Linked DNA regions of Homo sapiens: region 2 is linked to region 1. Evidence: chromatin loops called from intact Hi-C (ENCODE). Cell type or tissue: psoas muscle. All regions are shown on one strand. Links, peaks and the distances in the headings refer to the core of each region. The heading gives the core; the rest is flanking DNA. Region 1 overlaps PHLDB2 (pleckstrin homology like domain family B member 2). Region 2 has its middle 14 kb from the start of PLCXD2.

Region 1 (4,400 bases), core at 123-4,122:
GAATCCAGGTACAAAACAGAACATTTGAGATTTTCTGTTCCTCCCTGCCTTATCGGTTAAGAGTAGAGTACATGAATGGATAGGGCTGGCTTGGACAGAAGGGAGAATTACAGAGGCCTCCTGAGTATGGAAGAAAAAAAGACACCTGGCATATATGGAAATGAGCAAGTGTTGGGGAAATTGTGGGAGAAATTCATAAGCTGATGAGGGGATATCTAATATAAATTCAATTGCATAGAACTAGGATTAAGAATCAGAAGACAATTCAAGCTTAGCTATTCTTTCAGCATGTAGAACAAAATAACTATGGGGGTAAAAGGAACCTTAGAAATCCTCTTATCTGAATCTTTTCCCTCCAACCAACTAACTGGGTTAGATAGCGGCAGAATCTGCAAGCCTCCTGTTCTATTGTACTTTCTCCTGCACCCACAGTCTCTACCATTCCATGTGTTTACCTAATGGGAAAGAAAATGATAGTAAAGAAAGTTATTGTTAATTACTTGGGAGAGTTTAAAAAGCATGGTATTTGTGAATGGCTGTTTATAGAAAGGAGTTACCTTAATGAGTTTATGATTATCAGAAAAGTTGTACACCATAGCCTGATTAATTACAAACATGTATACTCTCCTGTTTACATTGCTATGGTTAGCCATTAGGCTCATGATTATAGATTCTAGTTCTGGGTGCCAAGCTGTCCTCCTGTGGTAGTTATTTTATCTAATACTCAAATCTGACAGGTTCTGGCCATATAGGAAAGTTTTTAGTATGCCTTTGGTGGGAGACATAAAACCTCTGAAAAGTGTTAAGATAGTTTCTTATCATTTTGACAACTAGCCAAAGGGTGCACCTCAAAGCCAAGTACATAGTGATATATTTAGAAATGACTCAAGAGTGATAGCCCTTTTAAGGGATCTGCCCCCCCGCAGGTACTATGCAAAAGGGGTGTAGCAGTCTTTTCATTATCATCTTTCATCTGGCCATTCTTGTTACTGTTTTTCAGATGATGGGAGAGGAGACAGGAGTAGTTTTTAAAAAAATAACTGTTGGCTAGAAATATTTATTGGGATTTGATTAAAGTAACTTGTCTTTTAAAAATAAATGAAACCAAAATTGTTAGCTCAGATTTTCAAATCCCTTCAAAGTAAACATTTAGCAAGGCAGAACTTCTCTCTATGTTCATCCAGGAATTTGAACCTTCTGGGAGTTAATTTGCTTACAGTTGTTTTCATGACGCTTAAGGATGTTTCTTAGACATTGCAGAAAAGGAGCTTTGTGCTGTATCTGCTTTAAAGGCAAGATAGTTGTCTATAGCAGCTAGTGGTCAATAAGAGAAACCCAAGTGTAAAAATCATTTTACTGTTGTGTGGGAAACTAGAGGTTGTAGGTAATTGCTATACAAAGAAACAGATTAATAAGATATAGAGTAACAGGGTTAGTCAAAAAGTTTTTGAGAGGATTTTTACAGGAGATACTTGTTTAGTGTGTTAGGTTGATTTTATTAGATGAAGTGCTTTTCCTTACTTTACAAAGTAAAAGGAAAGAAAATATTGTGTATGCCACTGTTTATCGATGGCCTTAAGCCAGGTCAGCTTTTTCTGAGACTTGCTGCTAATTCAGTGGGAATTGGTGTTGATCATCTTAGAATGTTTTGTTTGCACATTGCATGTGACTGCCCTAGATGGCAGTATGTTCATGGAACTAGCCTATGAAATAGCAAAAAAGTTAAAGATTACAAGAGTTTTCCAAGATTTCTTTCTTGACCACCCTACTGCTAAAACAAGGAAAGATAAAGGCAAAAGAAACCCAGCTCCTACATTCTTTTGACCAGTGCAGACCCAGTGTGAATAGTGCCGCACAGCCAAGAGATATTCAGAGGGGATTGAGAAGTGATGTCTGGCTGCCTCACTGCTTACGTCATTGCAGAAGTAGCTTTTCAAAAACAGCTTAAGATTTATTAAGGAAACTGCAAGCCATGGGAATGCAGACAAAACCTTTCTTATACATCATGCTCAATCAAATACCCATATTATATTACATTACCATAACTCTGACCAGGCCTTTTTCCCACTATGTTATGCTAAAACAATTTACCATGCCTTTGGAATGTCATGGGCAACAGTCCGGTGAAATCTTTTCCCAATTAGGTAGCTGCCACCTTATCACTAAAACTATTTCTGTTCTGTGGTCATTTCCATTTCCTGCATTATGTAATGAGCACTCCTGTGTTATTTAACCAGTATCTGTGGGAGTCCAGAAAGTTGGAGCAGAAAGAACATGTAGTTCACTCTCACCATGTTGAGTATGGAGAAACTCCTGTTGAAACAAAATGAAGACAGGCGAATTGACGTGCTCCAGATCTTAGTTCTGTTAGCAGAACCAGAACTAAGATGGATCTTCTGACTTGCTTCCCTGGCAGCCTATCCAGTGTTCTTTCTACTAGATTGGCCACTGTAATAAAAATAACATCCTAACGTAACCATTTCCTTTATTAGATCTTTTGGCCAGAGTTATTAAAAAAAAAGCATTGATTAAAATTAAATTAAACTTAGTCAATTGTTTATCTTGACTTGTTCAAGTTATTTCCCTTCTTTCAAGCAGTAAGTGGTCAAAAGGTAGATAGCATGGAAGGGAAAAATTAAGTGTTTTATAATACTCATTCTGCACAATCAGCTGCTAAGTAATGAAGATATGATATTATCATAATTATTATTTTTACTTTACAATATTTTAGAAACCTACCCCACCCACTCATTTTTTTTTTTTTTTTTTTTTTTTGGAGACAGAGTTGCTCTGTCACCCAGGCTGGAGTACAGTGGTGCGATCCAGCTCACTGCAACCTCGGCCTCCCAGGTTCAAGTGATTATCCTGCCTCAGCCTCCCGAGTAGCTGGGATTACAGGCATGCACCACCACACCCAGCTAATTTCTGTACTTTAATAGTGATGGGGTTTCGCCATATTGGCCAGGGTGGTCTCAGACTCCTGACCTTTGGTGATCTGCCCACCTCAGCATCACAGAGTGCTGGAATTACAGGCATGAGCCACCGAGCCCGGCCTCATGTACTCAATTTGTGATGTAAAGCGAAATGCATTACAAACATGGAAGATGTGGTTGACCTGTGTTTGTTCCACCTCTTGTGAGCCTGTTTGTACCCTGACTATTCCCAGTTCATAAATCTTGGGTTAGGGAATGGGAATTCCAGCAAGTATTTAGGTCTGGGGAATGTTACTTTGGAAAAATTAAATATTACTCTTAAGGGAGTGTCTTTTGATCAGTAGTGTGGGATGGGGCAGGATGGCGGCAAGATCGGAGAGTTTCCCTCCCATACACTCTCCTCAGCTTCCAGTTAAAGTCCACGGAGGTGGTTTCAGGGTCAAGAGAGAGCATCTTTATCTACATATGATCCCCAGGTTGATAATTCTCTTGCTTGAAATTAGCTTTGAGATCAAAAGATCAGAGGGTGCTTTTCCCTGTAGCACTCCTGTGATTAAAGAAGAGTATCTGAAGTTAGTTATCCCATGATTCTGCACTTCACTGGGTGATTACGTAGTAAAGGAAGACCCTTCTAGCTTTACGGGGGACTTGATCAGGATCCTTGGTTAGGATTCTGTGAAGAACTTGACCTAAAGAGCTCCTCCACTCTCTTCCTTAACATAAGTTTCTAAGGGGTGTGTGTGTGTGTGTGTGTGTGTGTGTGTGTGTGTGTGTGTATTTTAACCTTTTAATTGAGGCTGGAATTCTTGATATGGAGGGTTTGACAGTTTTATGAAGAAATCATTATTTGGGCACGCAGTGGTGACACTTAGCTACCCCACATAACGTTATCTTGCAAATATCTTAAATGTGATGGCCTGCTTACTTGTTATCTTGAAAATGTATTTGCTTTCAAACTTCTCCCAGTTACTTAAAAATACATGTATCAGCTTTTAGGAACTTAATTCAGTATGATAAAGAGTTAGTATTTTATACTTAAAAAAAAAATCAGCTAGGAGCCAGTGATATGACCCCAACCTTCTTTGTAAAGTCAGCTACTATAATTTTTAAGGCAGTATACACATTTTATTGATGTTGACTTGCAGAATGCACGTAGCTTTTTTAAAAGATACTTTATCATGAAAAATATTAAACTACACAAAAATTTAAATGTATACTAAAATAATAATAAAATAATAAACAAAGATCAATGTACTTATCACCCAGCTTCAACAATTATTTATATATGCTAATCTTGTTTCATTTGTAAACCTCACTTTACCCTAAAACATGGATTGTTATAAAGCAGATTCCAAACATCATCATATTTCATTCGTAAATAATTTACAATGTAACTCTAAGAGTATTTTTAAGATATATCATCATCACACTTTTAAAAAACCACAGCATTATCATCTAGTTTCCAGT
Region 2 (4,400 bases), core at 333-4,332, 200 kb before region 1:
CCTGTAAAATCTTATTGGTTACACAGGAGAAACAGAAACAGTAACTATGCAGTGGAGAAATTAGACAAGAACTTGACCAAGTGATCAAAATTAATATCATCAGTGAGAGAGACAGGGATCTTGTGCTCCTCCAAATGTAATACTCTGGGAAGGATACAATATCACCTATGGAGTATTAGGGCAGAGAATAACCAAACTAAATCTAATCACAAAGTAGCATCAAATAAATACAAAATAAGATATATTCTATTGTGTCTGTGTTCATCAGGGATATTGGCCTGAAGTTCTCTTTTTTCATTGTGTCTCTGCCAGATTTTGGTATCAGTCTGATGCTGGCTTCAGAGAATGAGTTAGGGAAAAGCCCCTCCTCCTCAATTTTCTGGAATAGTTTCAGTAGGATCGTGTCAGTTCTTTGTACATCTGGTAGAATTTGGCTGTGAATCCATTGGGTCCAGGGCTTCTTTTGCTTTGTAGGTTCTTTGTTACTAATTCAATTTCAGAAGTTGATATTAGTCTATTCAAGATTTCAATTGCTTCCTGATTTAATCTTGGGAGATTGTGTGTTTCCAGAAATTTATCCATTTCCTCTAGATTTTCTAACTTCTGTGCATATAGTTGATCATAGTCCCTGAGGATCTTTTGTATTTACGTGGGATCAGTTGTAATATTGTTTCTGATTGTTCTTATTTGAATCTTCTCTTTCCTTTTCTTTGTTAATCTTGCTACCAGTCTATCAATCTCTTATTTTATTTTTTTGAAGAACCTACTTTTTGTTTCATGGATCTTTTGCATCTCAACTTCATTAAGCTCTTCTCTAATTTTAATTATTTTTTTACTTCTGTTAGCTTTGGGGTTGGTTTTCTATTCTTTTAGGTGCAGAATTAGACTGCTAATTTTTAGATGTTTCTAACTTCTTGATGAAAGCATTTAGGACTTTAAACTTTCCTCTTAACACTGCTTTGGCTGCATCCCAGAGATTTTGGTAACTTGTAAACCTATTTTCATTAGTTGCAAGGAATTTTTTTATTTTACCCAGTAGTTATTCAGGAGGAAGTTCTTTAATTTCCAAAAATATTAGCAAACCAAATCTAGCAGCACATCAAAAAGTTAACATACCATAATCAAGTAGGCTTTATTTCTGGGATGCAAGGCTGGTTTAACATATTCATACCAATAAATAGGATTCACCACATAAACAGAATTAAAAGCAAGAGACATATGATCATCTCAATAGATACAGAAAAAGCTTAAGATAAAATCCAACATTCTTTCATGAAAAAATTCCTCAACAGATTAGGCATCAAAGGAACATACATCAAAATAATAGGAGTTATACATGCCCAACCCACAGCCAACATCATACTGAATAGGCAAAAGCTCAAGCCATTCCCCTTGAGAACTGAAACAAGACAAGTATGTCCATTCTCACCACTCCTGTTATACATAGTGCTGGAAGTCCTAGCCAGAGCAATCAGGCAAGAGAAAGAAACAAAAGCCATCCCAATAGTGAAAGAAGTCAAACTATCTCTCTTCACTTATGGCATGACTCTGTATAGAAAATCCTAAAGACTCTGCCAGAAGGCTCCTACAACTCACAGACTAGTATAATTTCAGGTCACAGAATCAGTGTATAAATCAGTAGCATTTCTATGCACCAGAAACATCCAGGCTGCGAGTGAAATCAAGAACACAAACCCACTTACAATAGCTATGAAGAAAACAAAATACCTAGGAATACTGCTAACCAAGGAAGTGAACAATCTCTACAAGAAAAACTACAAAACACTGTTGAAAGAAATCAGAGATGACACAAATAAATGGAAAAACATGCCATGCTCATAGATTGGAATAATCAATATTTTTTAAATGGCCATACTAGCCAGAGAAATTTGCATATTCAATGCTATTTCTATCAAACTACCAAAGTTATTCTTCACAGAATTAGAAAAAAAAACTATTCTAACATCTATATGGAAGCAAAAACAAGGCTGAATAGCCAAAGCAATCCAAAACAAAAAGAACAAAGCTGGAGGCATCACACTACCCAACTTCAAATTATACTATAAAGCTACAGTAACCAAAGCAGCTTGGTTCTGGTACAAAAACAGACACATAAACCCGTGCAACAGAATAGAAAATTCATAAATAAGGCCATACATGTACAACTATCTGATCTTCAACAAGGCTGATACAAACAAGCAATGGGGAAAGAACTCCTAATTCAATAAATGGTGCTGGGATAACTGGCTAGCCATATGCAGAAGACCAAAGATGGACTCCTATCTTTCACCATATAAAAAAATTAACTCAAAATGGATCAAATATTTAAATGTACCTTAAACTATAAAATCCTAGAAGAAAATCTAGGAAATACTATTGATGACATTGGCCTTTCTACTAGTCCATTCTCACACCTATAGAGACATACCTGAAACTGGGTAATTTATGGAGAAAAGAGATTTAATTGACTCAGAGTTCCACAGGCTGTATGGAGGAATGGCTGGGGAAGCCTCAGGAAACTTAACAATCATGGCAGAAGGGTGAAGGGGAACCAAGCATGTCTTCACATGGCGGCAGGAGTGACAGAGTGAAGGGGAAAGTGCTACACACTTTTAAAAAACAACAAGATCTCATGAGAACTCACTCACTGTCCTGGGAACAGGAAGGGGGACACCCACTTCCATGATCCAGTCACCTCCCACCAAGCCCCTCTCCCAACACTGGAAATTACAATTCAACATGAGATTTAGATGGGGACACAGATCCAAACCATATCATTCCACTCGGGTCCTTCCCAAATATCATGTCCTTCTCACATTTCAAAATACAATCATGCCTTCCTAGCAGTCCCCAAAAGTCTTAACTCATTCCAACATTAAGTAAAAAGTCCAAGTCCAAAGTCTCATCTGAGACAAGGCGAGTCCCTTCTGCCTATGAGCCTGTAAAATAAAAAACAAGTTAGTTACTTCCAAGATACAATGAGGGTACAGATGTTGGGTAAATGCTCCCATTCTGAAAGGGAGAAATTGGCCAAAACAAAGGGGCTACAGGCCCCATGCAAGTCTGAACACCAGCAGGGCCATCATTAAATCTTAAAGCTCCAAAATAATCTCCTTTATGTCTCACATCCAGGTCACACTGATGCAAAGGGTGGGCTCCCAAGGCCTTGGAAAGCTCCGCCCCTGTGATTCTGCTGAGTACAGTCCTCTTGGCTGCTTTCACAGGCCATCATTGAGTGCCTGCAGTTTTTCTAGGTGCATGGTGAGGTTGTCAGTGGATCTACCATTCTGGGGCCTGGAGAACAGTAGCCCTCTTCTCACAGCTCCACTAGGCAGTGCCCCAGTGGGGACTATGTATGGGGGTTCCAAGCTCACATTTCCCCTTTGCCTTACCCTAGTAGAGGTTCTTCCTGAGGGCTCTGCCCCTGCAGCAGACTTCTACCTGGACATTCAGGCATTTTCGTACATTCTTTGAAATCTAGGGAGAGGTTCTCAAACCTTAACTCTTACCTTCTACGCACCTGCAGGTCCAAAACCACATGGAAGCTTCCAAGGCTTGGGCTTGCACCCTCTGAAGCAACAGCCTGAGCTGTAACTGAGCCCCTTTCAGGCACAGTTGGAGCTGGAGTGGCTGGGATGCAGGGCACCATGTACCAAGGCTGCACAGAGCAGTGGAGCCCTGGGCCTAGCCCAGGAAACCATTTTTCCCTCTTAGTCCTCCAGGCCTGTGATGAAAGGTGCTGCTGTGAAGGTCTCTGAAATGCCTTGGAGGCATTTTCCCCATTGTCTTGGCTATTAACATTCAGCTCTTCTTTACTTATGCAAACTTCTGCAGCAGCCTCGAAAGTCCCCCCAGAAAATGGATTTTTCTTTTCTACCACATGGTTGGGCTACAAATTTTCCAACCTTTTATGCTGTGCTTCCTTTTTAAATATAAGTTCTAGTTTCAGGTTATTTCTTTGTTTATGCAAATGAGCATAGGCTTTAAGAAGTCACCAATTTACTTGCTTTGCACTTAGAAATTTCTTCTCCCAGATATTCTAAATCATCTCTCTTAAGTTCAAAGTTCCATAGGTTTCTACAGCAGAGGCAAAATGCCACCAGTCTCTTTGCTAAAGCATAACAAAAGTTACCTTTACTCCAGTTCCCAATAAGTTCCACATCTCCATCTGAGACAACCACAGCCCGGGCTTCACTGTCTATATCACTATCCACATTTTGGTCCATTCAACAAGTTTCTAGGAAGTTCCAAACTTTCCCTCATCTTCCTGCCTTCTTCTGATCCCTGCAAACTGTTCCAACCTCTGCTCCTTACCCAGTTCCAATGTTGTGTCCACATTTTCAGGTATCTTTATAGCAATGCCCCACTTCTCTGGCACCAATTTTCTGTATTAGTCCATT

What was found. Hi-C counts contacts between places; a loop is a spot of excess contacts. Peaks named below come from ENCODE experiments on the same cell type or tissue, not always from the same donor. Only the 100,000 strongest peaks of a DNase experiment are listed, where the experiment ranks them.
Region 2: it touches region 1 in a loop (10-fold over the local background); 22 of 110 quality-filtered maps call a loop at or near these places.

The regions. Positions count from the first base shown.
Region 1 is chr3:111,863,264-111,867,663 of GRCh38, forward strand. All of the region lies in intron 1 of PHLDB2 (pleckstrin homology like domain family B member 2), which reads left to right. Among named protein-coding and RNA genes, the nearest start is that of PHLDB2, 6.2 kb to the left of the region's middle. In psoas muscle, for the core only: a CTCF peak has its summit at 1,642; no DNase peak of the experiment used is centred there; H3K4me3 peaks cover 1,146 bases; H3K27ac peaks cover 1,651 bases.
Region 2 is chr3:111,658,561-111,662,960 of GRCh38, forward strand. It overlaps a transcript of CD96 not described here. Among named protein-coding and RNA genes, the nearest start is that of PLCXD2, 14 kb to the right of the region's middle. In psoas muscle, for the core only: no CTCF peak of the experiment used is centred there; no DNase peak of the experiment used is centred there.